3 separate regions of the Homo sapiens genome follow, and all the other regions are linked to region 1. Evidence: chromatin loops called from intact Hi-C (ENCODE). Cell type or tissue: heart right ventricle. All regions are shown on one strand.

The links. Peaks named below come from ENCODE experiments on the same cell type or tissue, not always from the same donor. Only the 100,000 strongest peaks of a DNase experiment are listed, where the experiment ranks them.
Region 2: it touches region 1 in a loop (2.5-fold over the local background); 5 of 110 quality-filtered maps call a loop at or near these places.
Region 3: a loop joins it to region 1, with 3 times the contacts of the local background. A loop is called at or near these places in 7 of 110 quality-filtered maps.

Annotation. Positions count from the first base shown.
Region 1 is chr4:54,655,163-54,663,162 of GRCh38, forward strand. KIT (KIT proto-oncogene, receptor tyrosine kinase) reads left to right here and starts at 2,795. Exons shown (of 21, transcript NM_000222.3): 1 at 2,795-2,919. The coding sequence starts at 2,853. RefSeq lists a silencer at 2,080-2,374. In heart right ventricle, a CTCF peak has its summit at 3,642; DNase peaks (open chromatin) are centred at 2,798 and 3,639; H3K4me3 peaks cover 3,156 bases; H3K27ac peaks cover 2,429 bases; H3K27me3 peaks cover 1,580 bases.
Region 2 is chr4:54,850,520-54,858,519 of GRCh38, forward strand. The region is part of intron 1 of LINC02358 (long intergenic non-protein coding RNA 2358); the gene reads left to right. Among named protein-coding and RNA genes, the nearest start is that of LINC02358, 9.0 kb to the left of the region's middle. In heart right ventricle, no CTCF peak of the experiment used is centred here; no DNase peak of the experiment used is centred here.
Region 3 is chr4:54,779,738-54,787,737 of GRCh38, forward strand. The region is part of intron 2 of LOC105377657 (a long non-coding RNA gene); the gene reads left to right. Among named protein-coding and RNA genes, the nearest start is that of LINC02358, 62 kb to the right of the region's middle. In heart right ventricle, no CTCF peak of the experiment used is centred here; DNase peaks (open chromatin) are centred at 2,280 and 4,604; H3K4me3 peaks cover 914 bases; H3K27ac peaks cover 5,897 bases.

The DNA.
Region 1 (8,000 bases):
GTGGAGGAAAGTGTACGTGCACTTGTGCACACATGCATCCACACACACTCGCCCTTCAAGTCCTGATAACTTTGAGTCCTTGGATCTAGGAAAGTCTGAAACACTATTGTCCCTGGACTTTCTGGTTATAAGAGCCAATACATTTAGGCTTCTTTGTTTGCTTGCTTAATTTAAGCTGCTTCTATAAGTTGCAATCGAGAGTCCTTGCTAAAAGAATTATGAAAACAATGAAATACATAAAGCACAATCCCTGAACATGCCCAGGACTATCACAAAATACAGTATAGAATTAATCCATACATCCTACCTGAGATATAAAACATTTCCATCATTGCCAATGTTCCATTGGACACTGCTGATCTATAATATAGTTCCTTATATATTACAGCATATATGTCCACTCATAGTGCCTTATATATATGCTTCCTTTCTTTATGTAACAGGCAGTGGGTATTATTAAAAACAGCTAACAACCCTAAAGGTACAAGTACTGGAGGCTCTCTGTTGTGGCCAGCATTAAAATTTTAATTCCTGGATCTAAGGAGATTTAGCGTGTCTCAAGGTTGGGCTGGGAGATATTTTAGGGTATGGTTTTTTTTGTAATCAGTACAGAAGGATTTCAATATTGTGTCAACCAATAAGGCCAAATTGGTGTGTACTGGCTGAACATAAGCTCTGTTAGCAGATATTATAGTTTCTTACTTGAGTACCTATTTTCCCTGCTGGACTGTGAATTCCCCTAGACAGAGACTTTGTCTTACTCATTTATGTGGGTCTTATGCCTACCTAGGTGCTCAAAAGATATTTGCTGAATGAAAAACAGGAATGACGGTCCAACATGGTATAACTCCCTATTCAGTTTTTTTTTTTCCTGATAGAAGTTCCGTGCCTAGAATTAAATTGCAATATGGTCTCTTTTCACCCACTCTTTTGAAGATGTTATCCTCTCCAATATCAGCTGATTGAAGAAGAAAATTGTAAATTTTCTCTCTCAGGCATAATGTTGATATTTTAACTCATAGTGATTTTTTCTCAATACAAAATGAATTTTAGAAATAAATCAAGATCCCAGAAACTTATGATTGCTTTGAGTGGTATCTTTTATCTGTCATCCTAAGAAAAACATGAGATCTGATGGCCCAGAGCACAGAGACCTTTGGTATTTCAGTTCTCCTACAGCCGCATGACTCGAACCTTTTGCTGGGAGATTGGGATGTAGGTCCCCATACTTGATTATAAGGACTGTGAGGGCAGGGGCCACATCTGCATATCTGTCTATTAATAATAGTACTCCTGGTACCTAGCTCCTCCTTGCTTCACAGCAGACACTAAACAAATGCTTGCTGAGTGAGTAAATACTTACATTTAAAGAGAGGCAATTATACACATTGATCATTTGATCACCCTCTAGCACTGATAATTTTTAAGTGATTAGCTTTAAAAATCATTTTTCTTACATCAACCTGGGTCCTCACACTATTAAACAACAGGAGAGCTTTCAATATTAAATGAAGTGGGGCAGCTGGGCAACTGTAAATTTTGGATGATACTTCAGAGAAGAGTCTAGGTGTATCTGTTCTATCCCTTTTTCTGATGGGCATCTGCCATTTATTTTTCCATTCTTAAGCTCTCAGGAGGGATGTCTTATTAGTTTATCAGAATGCATAGGGAAAGCTCATCTTTCTTGGAGTAGGTCTTCCAATAAGTGTTCAAGCCCTGGGTCTTCCCTCACTACAATAATAAACATACCTGCTCTACCCTCCTCACAAAGCTGTTATCGTGAGCATGAAAAGACGAGTCGCTGTGGGGAAGAACTATTAACCCCTATACAGATACTGTTGTTGCTTTCCGTTCAAGGATCCACCATGAGACTGTGGGTAAGGCACTTTCTGGGCAGTGAAATCGGGCTTAAGAGAATCATTGTACTTTTATTTTGCTCCTGGGACCGGCAAGGGCAGTTAAGAGCCCTAGCCCTAAAACTGTCGTCTGTTACAGAGGCAGAGAAATCATTACTGGGGTTGGCAGCGTTGGGGGGAGGGGGGAAAACGTGTATGAAAACCTGGGCTCCCAGAGCAAACTTCGCCACGCGCCCTCCATCGCCCCTGTCTCCACACAAGTCCCGGCAGGGGCTTCTTGGGCGGAGGCCACGCCGACCAATAGGAACCCACTGTGTTCCTACAGGTTACGAAGCAGGTGGAGAAATTGAGCAGAAACAATTAGCGAAACCGGGCTCAGCCTTTACCGCGGTGCCAGGAGCTCCTAACAGGCCTGGAGGGGAATGTCGGGGCTCAATTTCCTAACGCTCCCCTCCCCATCCCCATGCCACCTCCACGAGCAGCGGCGTCCAGCCTCCTCCCGCCCGAACGTGCTCGAGGGGCGGGCAGTCGACCTTTATTGTCTGGGGAGCACCTGGCAGGTGGCGGGCCCGTGCCCTAACGTGTGCGTGGTGCCCAGCTTCACAAAGCGAGCGGGCAGCACCTCCTTGGTCCGGGAACGGCCTCAGCCTGGCCGTCCACATCCCAGGGGTGGAAAGGTGGAGAGAGAAAGGGGCTCCGGAGTCAAGAGCGGGGAGAGAGGGCGCGCGCGCCCTCCTCCTCCCGGCGGGCACGGCCCCCCGGCATTAACACGTCGAAAGAGCAGGGGCCAGACGCCGCCGGGAAGAAGCGAGACCCGGGCGGGCGCGAGGGAGGGGAGGCGAGGAGGGGCGTGGCCGGCGCGCAGAGGGAGGGCGCTGGGAGGAGGGGCTGCTGCTCGCCGCTCGCGGCTCTGGGGGCTCGGCTTTGCCGCGCTCGCTGCACTTGGGCGAGAGCTGGAACGTGGACCAGAGCTCGGATCCCATCGCAGCTACCGCGATGAGAGGCGCTCGCGGCGCCTGGGATTTTCTCTGCGTTCTGCTCCTACTGCTTCGCGTCCAGACAGGTGGGACACCGCGGCTGGCACCCCGACCGTGCGACTACTCGGCGAAGCCTGTGCCTGGGAGGGTGGTACCCGCCAGGGTGCATCCGGAGAGAGGACTGCGGGCCCTCAGTGCCCGTGCGTTCCAGCCTCCGGGGAGACTCCAGGTGGCCCTCGGACTCTCCGGCGCCCTGCCTCGCTCACCTGCGCGAGGAGACCCCAGCTGCTGGTGGTGGGGGACGCGAATCCGGGGTTCTTCGGGAATGGGGACAGCAAGAGGGGGTTAGGCGTGAGCGAGGCTGCAGGCTCCGTGCGAGTTTGGGGTGGCTTTTGTGCCGACGTTGCGCGGGGGGCGGAGGCGGGGGGCTCAGGGGTTTGCACCGAGCGCCTTCTCTTGCCGTGCGAGGCGCGGCCGCAGCTTCCTTTTGTTAAAAGTTGCGTGTGTGTGACCGGCGCCCGGGAGGACCTGCCTGCAGGTTCTCCGCCGCGCTGAGGGCAAAGTTAGAGAGCCCTTTCTCTGCTCTGCGGCTACTGCCTTCCAACCGCAGGCGCTCTTTGTGCCCAGAGCTGGGGACCGACCCGCTGCCGCCTCTGCTCGCGGCGCCACCCGTGGAGACCAATCGAAGGCTGCGGCGTTTCCCCGCCTCCGGGTTAGGCTTTTGCGCTGGGAGTGCGCGGCGTGGGGCTGTTGTGGGGCCGGACTCCCGCGAGCCTGGAGGTGGTGGCGACAGGGACAACTTGGGCAGGGCGTGTGGAAAGCAGCCGCTAGGTTGCAGACTTTTTGCTTTCGTACATCCCGTGCTCGCCCCTTTCTGCCGCGGCGCCGTTTCATTCCTGCCGCGCGCCCCGGGGCGGCTGGAGGCTGTGTTTGCCGCCTGCTCCGGGAAGGCAAGGGACAGCGTGCTGGGACTCTGCGTTCCCTGACTCCAACCGCCTAGCACGCCGGCCAGAGTGCCCGGCCTGCCTGGCGGGTTCTGAAAGCCCCTAGTTCCCGGTGTCTGCGACCTGTATTCGCAGGTCCTGTTTTCTTCGGAAATTTTTGAGATTCGTGACCGCCCGCCTCCCCGCCCCCGGGACTTCTATACTTCAGGGCTGCCTGGGGGTGGGGTGGGAGATGGCGTGGAACTTTCTGCAAATCCTACTCAGTTCTTAAAGCTATAACAGAAATCCAGGTATATCCGCGCGGGAACTGGGTCTTAGGTGAAGGATTTGCAGGTTGCTGGAGCCCCTTGGTCAGATTCCTGCCTCCCGTTCCCTTTTTTCCAGGTGTCGCTGGTGCGGGCGAGTGCAGGTCGCCCAGCTCACCCCTGAAGCCCTGCTATCTCCCAGGTCATTTTTTAAAACAAACCTTTAAGGTTACCCTGATGATGTAAGGATAGAAAGTGAGTCTTAGCTGGAATCAAGCGCTTGAAAGGAAGCGGCGCAATGAACGGTTTTGAGACTGTCGACTACCGGTCAGTTTCTCTATAAAGTCTCCAGGCGCAGTCTGCAGCGTCCTGGACTTGTAACTATTGTGAGGGCTTTCCTGTGGGGGGCAGAGAGGCCTTGCATCTGGACCCCTGTGCAGCAGGAGGGGTCAGCAGGGGTCACGAGGGAGTGTTCGGATTCTCTGGAGGATTTGATCACCTAGCTTAAAACAACACATCTGGTCTTTATGTTTTTGTGCCTTGACCTTTTTAATATCAGTTAAGCTATGTGAACTAGAACCTAGTAGGAGACTAGAAAGACCACATCGAATATCTCCCTTTTAAAAAATTAAAAGAATCAATGGTTTTCTTCTCCCCAATAGATTTTTGGCAAAGGGAATTTTAAGGTCTGTCTCCTGGGGGGGCAGTGTGGTGTAACGACAAAGCCTTGCTCTGTCCCCTGGGTTCTCGGTTTCTCTGCCATTTCTTGGCTGCGTGCCCTTGGCCAGGTTGCTTAGGGCAGGTTGCTTAAATTCTGGGAAACGCAGTGTCCTCCAGAGTACAAGGAGGCATCTGCATCATGAAGGATCCTTTGGGTCCAGAATTCTCCTCCAATGTTCTGAGTGTAGACTCAGCACTCTTTTTAACTATTCCCCTGGCCCCTGTCTGCCTCTTTGAAATTCCTCTGCCTCTCCTGCTCACAGGGAAGTCATAGAGTATGGGTGCATCTGACCGGTCTGCCCCTGACTGAAGCAAGGAGCTGTGGCTTATGCTTACTGCCCTTCAATTCCCATATATTCCTCTGCATTGCCCTTTGAGGGCCCCCGCCCCCCAAGTATTACAGCTCCTGTGCCTAACAGGATGAACCTGCTAGGAATAGTGAATCATACCTTCCCCGTTTCGTTCCTGCAGGTGTGAGGCTGGAGTCATTCTCAGCAGCTGGACACAAGGCACTCTAAATTATTATCCTGCTGGAAATAAGAGACCCCAGATAATTCATTTATCCCTATTCTGTTTTTTCCCCCACTCATTCCCATTTTTTTTCTCATGACTCTGTAAATCATGTAATGCTATGCATTTATAGCATGCTTTCTAATGGGCCTTAAGTTTCGTATGACATGTGTGGTGTACATAGTTGTTGCTCTTCAGTTGGAAACTGTGTGCCAGGCCTTTTGCTTGGGGCTTTACCTATTTCTAGTAGTCTCAATGAGCCTAGGAAGTAGTACTATTATTACCCCTAACATTTTACAGCTGGAGAAACTGGCTAAGGATAAGCCCTAAATCATCAGTGGTGAAGCCTGATGAGATTGGCTGCATGTGCCCAGCTCTATAGCCATTCACATGATTCACCAGAATCTGTTGTAAGACTCATTCAAAAATATTTAATGAGTTTTTACTATGTGCCAGGGATTGTTGGAAGTTCTGGGAATACAGGATGGCCAATGTCACTACCTTCCCAATTTTGGTGAAAAATATTTAGAATTGCGTGTCTTATGAAAGCGGATTATTTGTGGAGGGAGGATTAATTAAATTTTAGCTTGGAGGAAGGGCTGTAGGCATTTGACCCTGTGGTATGTTGGCTTAGTTGTTAGCTATCTCATTCCAGTTAGCGTCCCTCAGAAATGAAGGTAAGCTGTTTCTAAAAGGATGATGCAAGCCAGTTAAAAATCCATCTCCCACTCCAAAACATAAAAATGGTCTTGTGCATAGGTGTGAAAGAGAACACCCCCAATAATGGCTGATGTCATTGGCTATTTACCCTGGATAGCATGGTGAGAAATAATGACAATCTACCATCCAAAGCCATTTTTTCTCCCAAAAGAAATTCTCATCAGAAATGTGCCAAGTATTCTGCGGGCTTCCCTTGGAGAACATTTATGTACAGATGTTGTGGTGGTGATGAATTTTGCTGCTGTTGTTGACAGCCCTTCGAAGTTACCCTTAGGGTTTTGACTCATTTCCTCAAGTCTCTTCCAGCTGATTAAAGAAGGACACGAGGAAATGAACCTCGGTGTCTCTAGCGGAATTCTCAGAGCTGGCCTGCAGTGTGGGGACCCCTTCAAGGTAGTGGTCAAGGCTGTGGCAGCTTTTTCTTCAGAATGAATGTAGTTTAAGAGTTGGCAGGCTAGGATGTGGGAAATGCTTTCTTTTGCTGCATTAATGTGCGGTAACTTTTAAAAGTTGAGATTGAATGACATTTGCAGGAATCCAAATATGCAAATTTCATGTGCAGTTTTGGTAACTTGAATAGATATTGCCACAGCTATAAGTCCGGATTGAAGAAGGCCTGGGGAAGAGTTAGAGGAGGTAAAAGTTTGCCTGGAGGGCAAATCCAGTGTAAATCTTTGTTGTACTTAGAGAGGAATTGAGTTGAGTCATAGAGAGGAATTGAGTTGAGTCGGCTTGGCCCAGCAGCTCTGATTTCTGACATTTTTTGGATGTGATCATACAGCTCATCTTTTGACCTAAGACTCTTAATAAGTAAAGAGCAGTTGTAATCTGATAGCCCGAGGAGACATGTTTTCTTTGGCCTACATGATGCTTTTTAGAAAACATTGAGGCGATATTAAACAATCTAGAGATTTTTTTTAAATCAAGATCTCTATTTCTGTCTCCTCTTTAAGAATTGAAGGTCATGGCCCCTGTAGATGAGGCCTGTGCTCTTCAGGTTGCATTAGGCTCTAGGGCTTTATCCTGCCATCCCTTAGGCATTCCCCACTGGGCCCTGGTGAGTGCAGGAATCCAAATATGCCCCTGGGACCAGGCAGATGACAAGTGGGAGGAGACAGGCCGGCCTACCTTGTGTTGGTCTGATGGCTTCATGACTGACAGCTTGATGGCCTTAGAGCAAATTGTTTAACCTTTTTGAGCTTTCATTGTCCATCCTAGTTTTGCCACTTATTAGCTCTGTGACTTTCGGCAGATTACTTAACCTCTCTGTGCCAGTAAATGTGTTGCTACATGTAAAACTTTTAGAGTGGTGCCTCATAGTACAGGCTCAATATGTGTTAGCCATAATTATCGTCTGTAAAACAGGAATTATTATTGTCCCTAAAATGGGAATAATGCCTACTCTTTTAAGATGATTGCCCTAAAGATTAGAAAGGCATTTTTTTTGTTTGTTTTAAAGACAGTATCTTGCCCTGTTGCCCAGGCTGGAGTGCAATGGCGCAATCTCGTCTCACTGCAACCTCCACCTCCTGGGTTCAAGCGATTCTCCTGCCTCAGCCTCCTGAGTAGCTGGGATTACAGGCACCCGCCACCATGCTCGGCTAATTTTTGTACTTTTAGTAGAGATGGGGTTTCACCATGTTGGCCTGGCTGGTCTCGAACCCCTGACCTCAGGTGATCTACCTGCCTCGGCCTCCCAAAGTGCTAGGATTACAGGCATGAGCCACCATGCCTGGCCGACAGTTTTAAAAATAAGCTTTAATTTTTTTGGTCTTGTTTTATTTAGCTTTTGATAAGAGTTAGGAAATCACTAGTCCTAGAGATTGAATAGATCTTGAACTTTTTTTTTCTCCAGGGGGGAAAAAAAAAAACTACACATCTTGTAAGATTCTCCAACATAACATTTGTGTCTGGTACTTTTCCCATTCATCTTATGTTTTAGCTTTCATGCTTACATTTTGGTTATGACACACTTTTGTTAGACATCTTCCCATGCATACCTTTCTGACAGGTTTTCAACATTTTTGC
Region 2 (8,000 bases), 200 kb after region 1:
CTACTTTTGAAGAAAGAAACTCTGTCTACCATTTGAAGTCAGAAAATGAGCTTAACAAACTGAGTTAAGGGGTTACCTTTTGAAACCAGTTTTCATTCAGATTGGGCCCAGCATTTCCGTAGCAGCCCAGGACCCCCAGGAGAAAGGAACAGCTCTGTTTTCATTTCATTCTCTCATGTCCACATTCCACCATAGTTGTGACTCTCTGGAGTTGTCTTTGGGGAATTTAGGACTGATCAAGACCTTAAAAAGGCTATACAGCAACAGGAAACTCCAGAACAAATCCTTCCCAAGGAGAACTTTCCAAGCCTGGAAATAGCTCCTTCTCAACCTGACTACCTAACCACCACTATTGGCTGTTAGTGGAACTTCAACCCCAAGTTAGAAATTTGGTACCAGATCAGTTCTGTGTGTTTCATATATCACCTCAATTTAATCTTCACAATAACCCTAATAATAAATAATAAATATATGAGGCAAAACAATAATAAATATATGAGGCAGAATGATTATTATCCAATTCTATAGGTGAGGAAGCTGAGGCCCAGAGAAGTTGGGTAACTTACCCCAAGTCATACTGCTAGTCAGTGGCAAAGCTAGTATTCAAATGCAGAGAGCATGACCACAAAGCGTATGAACTTAGCCACTAACTATATTACCTCTCCTAACATCTGAAATCTTTAAGAGAAGAAAGAAGGTATCTCTGACATTGAAAATGCAGGCAAATTGATGGGGAGATTTTTTTTTTTAAGCAGAGTAGCACTCCTAGCACTCTTTATTTCACACTTTGCAGGGGCTCATCCATTCCTGTAAGACTCTCCTTGGTGACATCCACAGGACTGCTGAGCTTCAAGTAGTTTCTACTGGGTCTCACAGTACACTTCCCTAGGACATCATTATCCTGGCAGATCAAGTACCATGGGAGGAAGCTGCTCTCAGTCCCTCCAACCAAATAAGCTATTCACATTTTCCAAGATCCCTGATTATGTGCCTGAATAGAAAATTTGGTTTCTGATTAATAAGCATCCTTGCCTTTATGCTTCTACAAAAAGCGTTTGTGCTAATAATGTGATGCTTAATAATGAGATGTCTGTCACAGGAAGGGAAATGGCAATGGGGAAACAATGATGTTGGGCCGAGTTTAAATGTCATGCTTTTAAAAAAACCTTCACCCCAAAGAGTCACACCGAAGTCACTTATGTGTGCTAAAGGTGTTGCAAAGCAGAGATGGTTTTTTTCTTTCCTGTTTCATTGGTGATTTCAGGGTGCTTTTGCACTTTTCAGAAGGGTCCTGGATCTGGAAGTGTCTAAGCATCAGGCTGGCAGAGCTTGGCAGAGTGACATTCCTGCCAAGTTCAGGACAAATCTATTTCTCCCTCTGTTACCATTAGAACCTTCATCTCTACATTTAGGACATGACACGTGCCAAACTGCCCAATTACTCCTTGCCTGTCATTAAAGTGTGCAGCTAAACACTGGGTTTGAGAATACATCATCGCAACTGTCTAAACACAAGCCCAAGTGTATTCAAGAGCCCCAGAGAGGATCAGGGTACAGGACTAAAACAATTCAAATGGGCCAACATTCAAAATGTCATATACAGTCATGCACAAAAAAAGGTTGTGCCTGTGGAGAAAACTGAATTGACATCCATAAAGCATAAAGGCATGAGTTTTGTGTTTTCTGAGCTTCTGGGAGGGCCCGCCCTCCTCTGCCTTGCCTGCATGGCTCATTGCCTGTGAGGGAACAGTGAGAAAGGCTTTGTTTTGAAAGAAGCCTGGCCAGATAGATGACACTAGCCAAGTACCCTGGCAGTCCTGTAAACCAGCTTGATTCCAGTCAAATCAGAGGGGACTGATAGAAATAGGAGGAGAGTGCTGGAGGGGGCAACTGGTTAGTATAAAAAATAAAAATAGCCATTTTGACTAAATTATATTGGAGAATCTAAAATATAGAACCACTGCGAAGAGTAACCTAGCCTATCTGGTCAGCATAGGTTAAGTTATGACACAGTAATAAGCAACTCTAGATTTGTGGTGGCTGAACCCGACAAAGGCAGATTTCCCAAAATACTCGTTGTTCATCACTATTCAGTAGAGAGGCTTCACTCATCATGCCCCTCATAGATCCAGGCTGATGGAACAGCCACCATCTCCAATACCATGCTTTCCTTTTCCAGAGGGAAAGAAAGCCCTGTAGGGTCTCAAAGTAGCAACTAAATGATCTGGCCTGGAAGTGATGTCATCTCATCTGCTCAAGATTCATTGGCCAGAATTAGTCACATGGCCCCAGCAACCACAAGAGGGCCATGGCGTGTACTGCCATCTACCATTAATGACTACCACAGCCATCCTAGGTCACATCTCTAAGCAGCAAAGTTGGAGTCATAACTTTGCACGGTCTATGACTAACACAAAAGCAGGGGCTCACAGGCCTTTGGCCCAGCCTAGCTATAGAGTTAATCTAGGGGCCTCTGAGGATGGGGAGAGGCCCTTGAGAATGGGTTGCTTTCCACAGCCTAGAACTCTAGCTTTGGTCAGATACCCCATTCTTACTCCTGAAGAGGTCAGAATCCCTAGCTTAGTCCTACAATAATTGATCCCTTGCTTATCTTTGTGGAGTCCCCCAGATTGGGGAAAATTTGAAAACATATTGAATCCTTTGGACTCTTCCTGGCCCAGGTGCTCCTGCCTTCTTGGTAGGAGAAAAACAGATCCCCGGAGCAGGGGCTGTAGGGAACTATTTTCTGACATTGGTTCCAATCCAGAATTCCTGCAAGAGGTCTGTGATAGCTGCAGTATCTGTAAACTGCTAAAGAATACACCTTCCCAGATGTGTATTGCTATTTTTAGAATGCATGCAGCAATTGTGATCCATAAAATATACATTCGATTTTAAAAAGGTACTGAGTTCATTTTATCATTGCACATTTTCTCAATCTGCAGCTCCTCAAAGCAATTTTTAGCATAATTTGGGAGGGGAGTGAGGAGTGGTGGTGGTCTGCCAGATTTTGTTTTGTTTTGTTTTTTGACATTATAAAGATATAAAGAAGACCTTGTACTGTTGGAAATCTCTGCTCCCTGAATTAAAACTGATTTACATAGCGCCATTACCATATTACAGTATTCTGTATTTGCCTATATATTTATTTTATCAGTGGCTTTTATGCTTTCGCATGCTTTCATATTGCTTAGCATCCTTTTGTTTAACTTGAAGAGCTTCCCTTAGCAATTTTTATAAGGTTGGTCTAGTAATGATGAAGTCCCTCAGCTTTTGCTTATCTCAGAAAATCTTTATCACTCCCTTATATTTGAAGGACAGTTTTGCTGGGCAGGTTAGCTGCATAGGGTGCTTTGTGAGGGTCTTTTTTCTAGGCTTCTCAGACCTTTTTGGTGAAATTTCTGGACAACTAATAGCAATATGTAAACATTTCAGTGGTTGCTTTTGAAGCTGATATTTGTCTTCTGAGAGAATTATCCCATTGAGAGTGGGATAAGGCAGGAGGATAAGTAGCATCTTGAGAATACCAGACTAAAGCTTCGTATAAATAGAACCACTGCCTGCTGGGAGGTCAGTGCAGGTAACATTTGGTCAAGGGGCATCAACAGAAGTACTAAATCAACAATTAGGGAGCTGGAATAGAGGGGATTATACACACAAACCCTCCAGCGCCCATTGCAATAACTAAATGGCTGGCATCACTTATTTCAGGTGGGTCAGAGTAATCTGCCCAAAGTTGTAAGTGGAGTGAAGGGCAGGTGAAGGTCAGGATTATAGCAATATTCCAGCCCATGATTTTCTGTCATGTTAGCACAAAAGATAAACCCAACTGTCTGGCCACTTTCATTTGTGGGTAGTTTATCACACAAGCTATGTCAAATAAACCAAGCCTCCTGCACCCATCACCGCCCCACCGTATATGGGGCCAAGGAAAGTTTTATGTCCTGAAGGCCACTATTTGTGACCTAGACCCAAGGGAGCCCCCCTGCTCTGAACCTTGCTTTGAACCCTGCCTCATAAGGGGTCACCAGTGTGACTTCATAGCCAGTAAGGCCAAGGACATGACTTCTTGTGTTACTCTGAGTCCCCATGTGTCTTTGTAATAAGTTCACATCAGTTAGTTTGTGACTCTTACTTTTGACTCTCTCCTTAGAGGTCTATCACCATTATTCATTTGCATGATGGCAGTTCTTTTTTCTTAATGGTATACAATGAGCAAAAACCAGAATAGAAATTCCACCTTTGGCCGGGTGCAGTAGCTCCCACCTGTAAACCCAGCACTTTGGGAGGTCAAGGCAGGCAGACCACTTTAGGCTGGGAGTTCAAGACCAGCTTGGGCAGCATGGCGAAACCCTGTCTCTACTGAAAATACAAAAATTAACCTGGCATGGTGGTGCATGCTTGTAATCCTAGCTACTCAAGAGGCTGAGGTATGTGAATCACTTGAACCTGAGATACAGAATTTGCAGTGAGCTGAGATCGCACCACTGCACTCCAGCCTGGGTGACAGAGCGAGACTCCTGTCTCCAAAAAAAAAAAAAAAAGAAGAAGAAGAAGAAGAAAAGAAGAACAGAGAAAGAAAGAAAGAAAGAGTCCCTCCTTTGTGTCTCAGTCCTTCTTATTTAAGCAGTTTCCAGCCAAAACCCCAAGGTGGTTGTCCTAAGCTCCCCTCTCAAGGCTAGGAAAGAGAAAAAGGGAGATGGGGTTGGTCTGCAGCTAATAGGCATGGGAAACAGGAAGTCAAAGGCATTATTTGGTGAAAAGAGAGACTTGGAGGAAAGCTGCAATCCAAAGCACCACATACACGGGGGGCTGGCAGGCTCCCAATCCCAAGAGAAGCACCTGCAATCTGCCAGACGATGGTAGCGAGGATTCTGAGAGCCGAATGTGGAGAAATTACTCCAGCATTGATTCACAGAGCCCAGCTCCTCTTATGAGGCTTCCGGGTGCAGCTGTGGGTGGAGAAGGAACTGGTGAAGGAGAAAATGTTTGGACTTTACTTTCTGTGTTTAGTGTAAACCCAAGGGCCCCTTGGAGTCCAAAAATTATTGGAGAGTAAAAGAGCACTGGCAGCCGTGGGGATTGCAGCCAGTCTTTGCTCAGCAGGCTGTCTTCCAGTAAGATTAGGATCACAGAGCTCATCAGCCAAAACCCATCTCTGAATGTCCAGGGTGAATGGTGTGCACACACAGAAATAATCTATTGCCTTGGCCCTGGGGGACAATCCCGCGGCCAGACCCGGGTTGAGGTCAGGGCCTGCAGGCTGCCTGAGAAAGCTAATAGGACACCATGAGCTAATGGAGTGAACCCAGATAAAAAGAAAGGGCTTAGGAGGGACAGAAGAACCGCAGAGCATCTCCTTGCTAATGAAACTCCTTGAGACATGCAGAAGCAAGAAAGTTTTGGGGGGAGCAAGAATCTGCATTCTTAACAGCTCCCAAAGTGATTCCACTGCAGGTGGTGCCACAAGCCACATTTTGGTAGACGGCAGGTTTCAGAGGACGGACACGTGGCATCCTGTTGACATAGGAAGCATACTTTTCAATTTTCAAATGTTTTTGTAAATCTCCAGGAGATAGCAGTTTGCTGAGTTGGCAAATGGGCAGCACTTGGGCAGATAATGGGCTGAGCTTGTGGGGCCAGGGGCCAGCCTGCTGTAATCTTCCAGGCCTCTACATTCTCTTCTCAGGCACGATGGCAAGACCAAAGGGAACAGTAAAAAGGTTCTTTGGGGGACAGGGAGATAGCTGGGAGTCCTGTGCCAAGGGTATTGTGTACCGGCCTCCCGTGCGAGTAGGGCCCTGCACACAGACACAACCACAGGTAGTCATGGCAACTTTTGTGTCTAGGACGTGTGCATGCCAGCTTGCTTACTCTCTTGTGCAGATTTGCCCTTGGCCTTACTGAATGTAAATCTGTGAAATGAAGATCAAAGGTATCTTCGTACAAGGACCTGGTCCTCTGCCTCAGGGTCTCACCTTCATCTTGTCATGAAGCCTGCATCCTGAGTCTATGATCTCAATGTTTCTGAAACTGGAGTCTGAGTAATTTTTAGAAACCCTAGACATTCTTTATTTGGGGTTTTATCTTAATGATAATCGTAAAACAGAAGTTTTACCAGTTATAAAGACAAGAGTTTTCTTTTGGAGTAGCAATTCCCATTTGGAAGTCCTCTTCCATCAAATAAAATTTGATTTTTTTTTAAGTCAGTGTCTCTCTAGCTGTGGTCTTCAAGAGAATAGCAGATCTTTCTGTACATTCTCAGTGATCTATGTGAATGGTCTTTTTCTTTCCTCTCTTAAAAGTGGAAAACAATGTTTTCTTTGCAATGTGACAATAGTTTAGATACAAGACCCAGAAGTGAAATTCTATTTGGCTTTGTAATGACTTTGGGTGGAAAATCTCCAAAGATGAACTATGTCTTGTGCCAATTCATTTGAACTGAATTCAATCCAACAAGTATTTATGGAACTGTGGTCTTGATGCTACGGCAGGCACAAGGGAATAGAGAGTGCTAAGGATCCTGGTCCTCTTGGGGGAGAATTATTGTACAAGGATCTATGGGAGCATTCTCCCTGGAGGAGGCAGAAAAAGCTTCTCAGAAGGATGAGCTCACCAGAATGACTGGGGGAGAGAGAGAGAGAGAGAGAGAGAGAAGCAACAGCAGCATGGGCAAAGGCATGGCACTGCCAGTAGTCTACCATGACTGGAATATAAGGTTGGAGGGTAGATGGCCTGGGAAGGTAGAGAAATAGTCAAGAACCATGTGTGCTGTGCTTAGGAGCTTCAGCTTGTTGGCAGAAAAATGGGGCCACTGTTTGGGGTTATAATGCCTTTCTGAAATCTCTGCCTCTGTATGTCTTCATCACCCTCTCTTGATTGAAAAGCCTGAACTCTCTCAAGGGCCATTTTTTATTGGTCTCACACTCCTAGGTATAAAGAGGTAAAAAATACTGTCATCTTAGCAATCAGTCCAGAGTTCCAATTAGGAAAAGACATGTCTTTGTGTGAAAAATAATATGTTGATAAGAACTCAAGGTAGATTCCAAATACCTGAGAATTCAAGGTTTTAAACATCAGAAGAAGGGAAATCATTTTGCGTAGTTGGAGAGAAAGAATTTGGGGTTTTGGTGGGGATTTCAGTGGAAAAGGGAGTTGCTAAGAAGGGAGGGGAAAGGGATATGGAATATGGTGGAGGGATGTCTCCCAACTCAACAGTCAGGGAAGTCTTTAAAATTCATAAATGCTGTGTGCAAGTCATGTTTCTGTCATAGGATATTGAGGACAGGTTTGAATTTTAGGGCAGACTTGAACTGGGGTATAGAATGGAAGCTGCAAAGCAGAATGTGTTGTAGCACCTGAGGTGGCCCTGAAAACATAAGCTCCTGGGAAGTGCAGCTACTTTGGAAAGGGCTTTGCATTCCCTGGGCTATGGTTTTGGACTAGATCTTGAGGGTTTGACAGAGAATTTTATGTGTCAACTTGGCTAGGCTATGATGCCCAGTTGTTTGGTCAAACATAAATCTGGATGTTTCCATGAAGATTAATTTTAGATGTGATTAACATTTATAATCAGTAGGCTTTGAGTAAAGCAGATTACCCTCCATTATTGAGTAGGCATCATCCAATCAGCTGAAAGCCTTAAGAGCGAGCAAGTACGCGCATGCACACACACACACACACACACACACAGAGAGAGAGAGAGAGAGAGAGAGAGAACTGAGTTGCTGAAGAAAAGGCAATTCTGCCTCCCAACTTCAAAAGAGAAACGCTGCCTGAGTTTTTTGACTGCTGCCCTGCCCTGCAGATTTTGGACTCAAGACTGCAACATTGACTCTTACCTGAATTTCTGGACTACCAGCTCACCCTACGGATTTCAGACTTGCCAGTCCCCACAATTATGTCAGCTGATTTAAAATAAAAATATCGATAGATAGATGATAGATAGATAGATAGATAGATAGATAGATAGATAGATATAGATAGATAGATAATGGTAT
Region 3 (8,000 bases), 120 kb after region 1:
TTCCACATCCATTTTATTATGCTTTAAGCACATGCCATGGCCATGGCCCAGCTTCTGAGAGATCTTAGCCCAGAATATATGCTTCTGTGGTGAGCTAATAGAGATTAAGCTGAGGTTTTCTTAGATGTTGCCTCTCATTCCAAAGTAGGTCAAGATTTCATGATTGCCATCCTTGAATGGACTGTCTGCCTTTTTTTTCTTTTTTTGGAAGGTTGGAAGAAGCCTTGGAGGGCACACAGAAGCACTTCCTCCTTTTACAAACAAGAAAAGGGACAGAGTGACAACTTTAAAAAAATCTACATCTGAAGTTAGTTCTATAGTTTCCTATCTCCAGAAGAGGCAGAAATGAACTCCACCATGCCTAAAGTTTGGTTAGTAGAACACAACTAATGACAAATAACAGAATACAGAGCACCTCATTTTCCATTGTCCTTTTCCATACTCAGAGCAATACTATGACAGTACAAGTGGGGCTGATCTATTTCACAGAAGAAGAAACTGAATTCAGACTGTCTAAAATCCACAGACAAGGCAGAGAGGGACTTCCTGGTTCAGACACACTACTCCAGAGGAAATGCTTGTGCCACTCTAAAAGGCAGCCTCCTCCTTAATTGTGTAAATGGCTTTACTTAGTTCTGATCTCTGTGGTGCTGCTAAAGTTGAACAGGACAAAGTGGAGCCTTGTTGACTCACTGATGCTCAGTTTTAATATTGATAACAGAGGTCTTCACTGTATCCACCATCTGTAGAGCCACTCAAAGTGCAAATTGCACAGTAAAGAGATGGGTTAAGAGGACAAGAGGAATGGTGAGAAAGAAAAAATTAGGCCATCTTTTTTCTTGCCACGGGGTCTTTTGTCCTGTTTCCTTTCATTGCTGTTTCCTCTAGGGTGGACCTTTGGTGGCCACATTAGTGGGAGCATCGAGAGGAAGATGCTGTGGTATGTCAGTACCCACACATCGCCTGGCTGCTGGCTGGTAGCTAGCCACTTAGGACAGGGAAAATCGCTTCCTTCTTCCACTTAAGTGGGACTCCGGACTCCTAGGGATAAGTCTTTAGCACCTACTGTCTGAATGCCTCAGACACTACAAATACCAGGAAATTTCAAGAGGAGTCTGGTCTATATCTCCTTTTTTTTTTTTTTTTTTTTTTTTTTTTTTTTTTTTTTTTGAGACAGAGTCTCTCTCTGTCACCCAGAGTGGAGTGCAGTAGTGCAATCTCAGTCACTGCAACCTCTGCCTCCCGAGTAGCTGGGATTACAGGTACGTGCCACCACGCCCAGCTAATTGTTGTTGTATTTTTAGTAGAGACAGTGTTTCACCACGTTGGCCAGGCTGGTCTCGAACTCCTGGCCTCAAGTGATCTGCCCACCTTGGCCTCCCAAAGTGCTGGGATTACAGGCGTGAGCCACCATGCCCGGCCTGGTCTACATCTCTTCTGATACACATGACAGGATCAAAGCATTGATCATGTGTAAATGGTTCTAGAATCTCTCTTAGCACCACCCTCCACAGAGGATGCTATCTTTGACTGCTCAGTTTCTTCCCTCTGCCATGTTGACCACCTTAGGAGACCAGTGAGAGTCTCTACCTTATCTTGAATCATTCCCAAGCTCCAAGGACTACCCACCTCCACATTTAAATACTTGTTTCCCCTGACTTCCTGATTGGCCTGCTTCTCCCAAACTTTCTACTTTCTCCTCCAAGTTATAATTCTTCTTTTTTTTTTTCTTTTTTAAGTTATTAGGTCACAATTCACTTTTTTTAATGGGCAAGTGTAAATGAGGAAAACTAGTAGATTTTTTTTTTCCATCCACAGCCAAGTACAGCTTCAAGACAGCTCAGTGCTGGTAGTGAAGGAGTGCCTGAGAGAATGGGAATGAACCTCATCCAATAAAACTGGGCTGTTGTTTTTGGATCACATGCTGTGAATTGATTTATTGTTTAAAGTGATGAAAAAGGTGTTCGGAGACTTGGAGGAGAGTTTTGCTCTGCGGTGATGCTCCCGCAGTCAGGAAACAGTCTTCTGAGCCATTCAGAGCTAGGAAATATGGGGTTATTTTGGTAGCTGTCAGCAGGAATTGGCTACAGTCTGTATGTTAAATAAATACAAACTGCCTATTTAATTATTTAACAATGAGAACAAACGTCCCACTGTTGGCAAGAGGAAAACAGTCAACACTCAAACTATGTAGAATCCCATCTCATTCCCATGATGTGATTTGACCCTGTTTGCACCCACAGGCTTGGCTGCAACCCTCCAGGGCATCTTATCACTGTTTTATTGGAGTTGGAACGCGGCTGGAATTGGAGTACAAATTTCCTTCAGCAAGGAAATGCTGGAGAAACAAGAGCAAGTTAACCTCCAAATGGGTTCCAAGGCAACCGCTGTGTTGAAATTTCACTTGGGTTCCCCTGGCTCTTTTTTACCTGCCTCTGCCAAATTGTTGATGCCCTCGCCTGTTGGAAATGGATGACTTTGAACAACGAGGGGCAAGGAGCCTCTCTTTTACTTCAGAACTACTACAGCAAGAATTCAAACTCTTTGTTTTTGAGAAAATAGCTCCTAATGCTGTGTTGATTTTACCGTGTGCTTCAGAAAAAGACCCTTAAGGCTAATTGATATGAACATATAGAGGCAGTCTGAGCTTACCAGAATTTATATTACCTGATGTGTTAAGAATCAGGAAGCTATTTATGCTAGCCTATAGCAGCAACCCTTTGTATTTAGTGTGTTTGTGTGTACACACATACCTGTGTAAATCAAAATGAAAGCTTGCTTTTGTGATCTAGCACAAGTTTTGCCATATCATATATACATTTTTAACTTTTGGAAGGTAGAAGACAATTGATAGGCATTTAACATGAAGAAAACATGCATTTATAGTCAATATTAATAGAATAGATGGTACTAATCTATAACAGTGAAAAATAAAGAAGGTAGAGGAAGGAGGACAAAGACAGAGAGGAGACAGGGGGGAAAGGAGAAGACAGAAAAAAGAAAACCTCAAAACAAGGACTGCTCTGAGAGCCACAACTGAGTTTTATGCTTCTTGCTGTCATCTTTCTCTAACCTTAAAGGGCAGAAAGCAATTGGGAGAACTAACCTGCACTTAGATTTCAGCTTCCATAGGATGTTACATTCTCAGGGTCTATTAAATCGATTGGACTTTGACCTTAGCTTCCACGAAGTCCTTACCTTTTGATTGGGGCTGAGAGGTCTGATTTAACCTCATGGAATTTGTATTTTTTGGAGGAACTCCTGCCTCGTCCGTACATGGTGAAACCCCCAACAGCAGCATTTTTAATTTCCAGATTCTCAGCAGACACAATGCACAGACTGTAGAAAACACCTGCTCATCCGGACCGCTCAGCTCACAGGCTCCTTCCTCAGGGGAGCATCTGATGCTCCAGGCAAGGCAGACCCTCTTCTTATACTCTTGTGACCTCTTAGACTTTTCTTTTGTAGCACTTACTCCAGACTCTAATCATATTTATGTTGTGATTGTTTATGCAATGGTTTTCTTCCTAACTAGGCTCTGAGTTCCATGAGAGTTGCAATGTCTGCATCCCTTACCCTTGTTGATATACTGCACTGTGCCCGGTACCTAAGTAATTGCTCAATAAATATTTGTTAAATGAATGATTATAATAGTATGCATATATGCATATATAGTATGATAATATATATAAATATGTGTAAAACAGTATATATACACATGCTATATTAATAGCACATCATGTAATATTGTATGTCTACACACACATACATTCAGTATTTACTCAGTTTTTCTGTATAAGTACCGCGCGCTAACCGATTGCGCCACTGGAGCTCTAGTATTTACTCAGTTTTTCTGAGGCTTATTTACTCATTGGTGAAGTGAAAGTGAATGTAAGGCTCTTTGCAAACCCCAAAGTGCTAGACCAGTAGGAAAGATCAGAATAGCCTTTCATATTAAACACTATGAAGCCAGGAGCTGTGGCTCCCAACTGCAATCCCAGCACTTTAGGAGGCTGAAGTGGAAGGATCACTTTAGCCCAAGAGTTTGAGACCAGCCAGGGCAACACAGGGAGATACCATCTCTACAAAAAAAAATTTTTTTAATTAGCCAGGCATGTGGTGCTTGCCTGTGGTCAAGTAGCCTCAGCTACTCTGGAGGCTGACGCATGAGGAACACTTGAGCCCAGGAGGTTGAGGCTGCAGTGAGCTGTGATTGTGCCACTGCACTCCAGTCTGGGTGACACAGTGAGACCTTGTCTTCAACGAACAAACAAACAAGCAAAAAACACTATGGTAGAGACCCCAGTAAATGCCTTCCATGCTTATAAAATACATTTAAGTATCTCTCAATCAAGTTTTCAGTATTCTCAAGTCAGTCTTTCATTCTAAATTTAGAGTCATTTCCAAATATAGTGCATTTCCTGTCCCATTCCTTCCCTGAAAGACAGCCGTGTCCAACTAGAAGTGGGCCTGACGCCTCTTATTAGCCCGGTTGCATTTCTGTCTCGCTCTTGGCTGCAGTGTGTGAGCTGATGGGCCCCACGTGACTGTGTTCACGTCCAAGCTTAGTAGAATGAATTTTTCCAGCATGATTTGCAAGTCACGCTATCACATGCCTCCTGAGTCCAGCTGTGCCGCAGCTGCCGCCTCCCCTGCATCCGCTCATCTTGCACTTGGATCAAAAGCACGAGCACATTTGCCTGAACCGATCTGGTCTCGGCCCAGCTGTTTGTTCCCCATTGTCATCAGGATGTTTACAGACCTGCTGTTCTTGCTGTACTTGTTTCATGATCACACTTGGGTCTGCAGAGCATTTTAACACATGGCTGTGGCCGAAGCTGGCAATTTGACTAGCTTTTCTTGGTCACTGAGACTTCTCTAAGGCATTTCCTTCAAACCTTCCTAACTATGTGTATGCTTGCACATTTCCACAGAGGCAACAAGAAAAGGAACCAGGGCTATAAATCCTGTTAAAGATGGGCCATGAGTGTCCTTCTGGCCTACTAATTTTATCACGATTAGTTTCTAACTGGACAAGAGAGCACTTCCAGTCTGAGACAAAGCCAGATTAAAGGAAGAAATCTATTCTTCTTACTCTAATTTGGTAAGTTGGGAAAATATAGTTTACCTTCTTAGGAAGTTGTCTTGACTGCTCCTAAAGTGTGCTGATACCTGTCACATGACAGCAGGTATTTTCTTGGCAAGAATTGTGCTGGAATAGCAGTTGGCAGTGATTGTGGTGAGGGCGTGGAAAGGTGTCTAGTGGGTCCAAGTGAGGTTCTAGGTCTAGCTGACCCCTAACTATGAGAAGAACATGAGTGAGTCATTCATTCTCTCTGGGATTCAATGTCCTCCCATTAATAACAGGCACCACTTATTATCATATTAAAACCTGTACTTAAAAATCTGTTTTCTAGACTCACCCCAAAGATCCTGATTCAGTAGGCTGAGGAGGTGCCTGAATGTCCCTATATTTTGATGTATCACAGTGCATGGTCAGCAATTCACTGTCTCCCCTGCAACTACAGTGAGCCATCTGACCTAGGATATTTTATACTTTTAATCAAATGCTCTTTCATGATAAATAACATGGCTCTGATTTCCCAATAGCTCAAGCGTTAAGAGAAAGACAGTTCTGCAATGCAAAGCATCCTAGGCTCATCTCTGTGGGCTGAGGCCACAGAGCTGCACTGTCTACTACAGTGGCCATGACCACATGTGGCAACTGAGTACTAGAAATATAGGTGTCTCGAACTGGGATGTGTTGTTAGTATAAAATATGCAACAGTTTCCAAAGGTTTAGTATGAAAAAAGGACTGTGAAAATACTTAATAATTTTTATGTTGATTACATGCTGAAATGATATTTTTAAATATATGACAGGTTAAATAATATATAGTACTGAAGTTAATTTGATTTGTTTTTTAATAGTTTTATTGAGATATAATTGATATATTAAAACTATGTACGTTTAATGCATATAATTTGAAGAGTTTGGACATATGCATACACCTATAAAACTATCACCACAATCAAGGTAATAGACATCTCCATCACCTTTAAAAGTTTCCCTGTGTCCTCCCTCCACTGTTTTTTTCCTTTTTCTTTGTTTTGTGTTGTTTGTTTTTGGCAAGAGTGCTTAACATGAGATCTAACCTCATAACAAATGTTTAAGGGCATAATACAGTACCATTCACTATGGGTGCTATGCTGTACAGCAGATCTCTAGAAGTTATTTCTCCTGCATAACCAAAACTTTATATCAACTGAACAAGTCCCAACCTACTCCCCCCAGCTCAGCTCCTGGTAGTCACTTCTATTTTCTGCTTGTGTGAGTCTGACTATTTTAGGTACCTCATAGAAGTGGAATCATGCAGTATTTGTCTTCTGTGACTGGCTCATTTCACTTAGCATAATGTCCTCCGGGTTCATCCATGTTGTCTCAAGTGACAGGATTTTCTTCTTTTTAAAGGCTGAATAATATTCCATTGTATATATATACCATATTTTTTTATCCATTCATCTGCCAGTGAACATTTTGGTTGCTTCCATGTCTTGGCTATTGCTAATACTGCTGCAATGGACATGGGAGTACAGATATCCCTGCAAGATTCTAATTTCAATTCTTTTGGGATATACCCAGTAGTGGAATTGCTGGAACATATGGTAGTTCTATTTTTTATTTTTTGAGGAAACTTTATACTGTTTTCTATATTGGCTGCACTGTTTTACATTCCCACTAACAGTATATAAAAATTCCAATTTCTCCACAGTCTCACCAACATTTTAATCTTTTTTGTCTGATTTATTTATTTATTTTTGAGACAAGGTCTTGCTCTGTCACCCAGGCTGGTGTGTAGTGGTGTGATCATAGTTCACTGCAGCCTCGAACTCCTGGACTCAAGCGATCCTCCCACCTCAGCCTTCCAAGTAGCTGAGATTTTACGGGCACACCACCATGCCCAGCTAATTTTTTAATTTTTTGAAGAGACGGGGTCTTACTGTTTCGCTCAGGCTGGTCTTGAGCTTCTGGCCTCAAGTGATCCTCCTGCCTTGGCCTCTCACAGTACTGGCATTACACATGTGAGCCACTACTCCCAGCCTTGTTTTGTTTTTGACAATAACCATATCAATGGGTGTGAGGTGATATCTCACTGTGGCTTTGATTCACATTTCCCTGATGATTAGTGATGTTGAGCATCTTTTCATACACCTGTTGGCCATTTGTAAGTCTTCTTTGGAGAAATTTCTATTCAAGTCCTTTGCCTGTTTGCCTGTTTTTAAATCAGATTATTTGGTTTTTTGCTACTAAGTCGTAGGAACTTATTTATTTTGGATGTTAATCCCTTATCAATATATATATAGAAAATACTTTCTCCCTTTCTGTAGGCTGCCTTTTCATTCTGTTAATTGTTTCCTTTGTTGTACAGAAGCTTTTTAGTTTCATGTAGTCACATTGTACAATTTTGCTTTTGTTGTTTGTACTTTGGTATCATATCTAAGAAATTATTAGCAAGCCCAGTGTACTAAAGCTTTTCCTCTCTCTAGGAGTTTTATGGTTTCAGGTCTTACGTTTGAGTCTTTAATCAATTTTGAATTAATTTTTATGCATACAGTAAGATAAAGATTTAATTTCATTATTTTGTATGTGGATATCCTGTTTTCCCAACAACATTTGTTGAAGATACTGTCCATTCCCTCTTATATATTCTTGACACCCTTGTCAAAGCTCAGTTGAATGTATACCTGTGAGTTTATTTCTGAGCTTTCTATTCTGTTCCATTGGTGTGTATGTCTGTCTTTATGCTAGTACCATGTTTTAACAACTGTAGCTTTGTAATATATTTTGAGGTCAGGAGGATCATTTGTTTCTTTTTACTTTTTTTCTTTAGTGTGGCTACTGGAAAACTGAAAACTACGTATATGTGGCTTGCATTATGTTTCTATTGGATAGTGCTGCTATGGAGCACAAGGCAATTTTTTAGAGACAATGACATCCT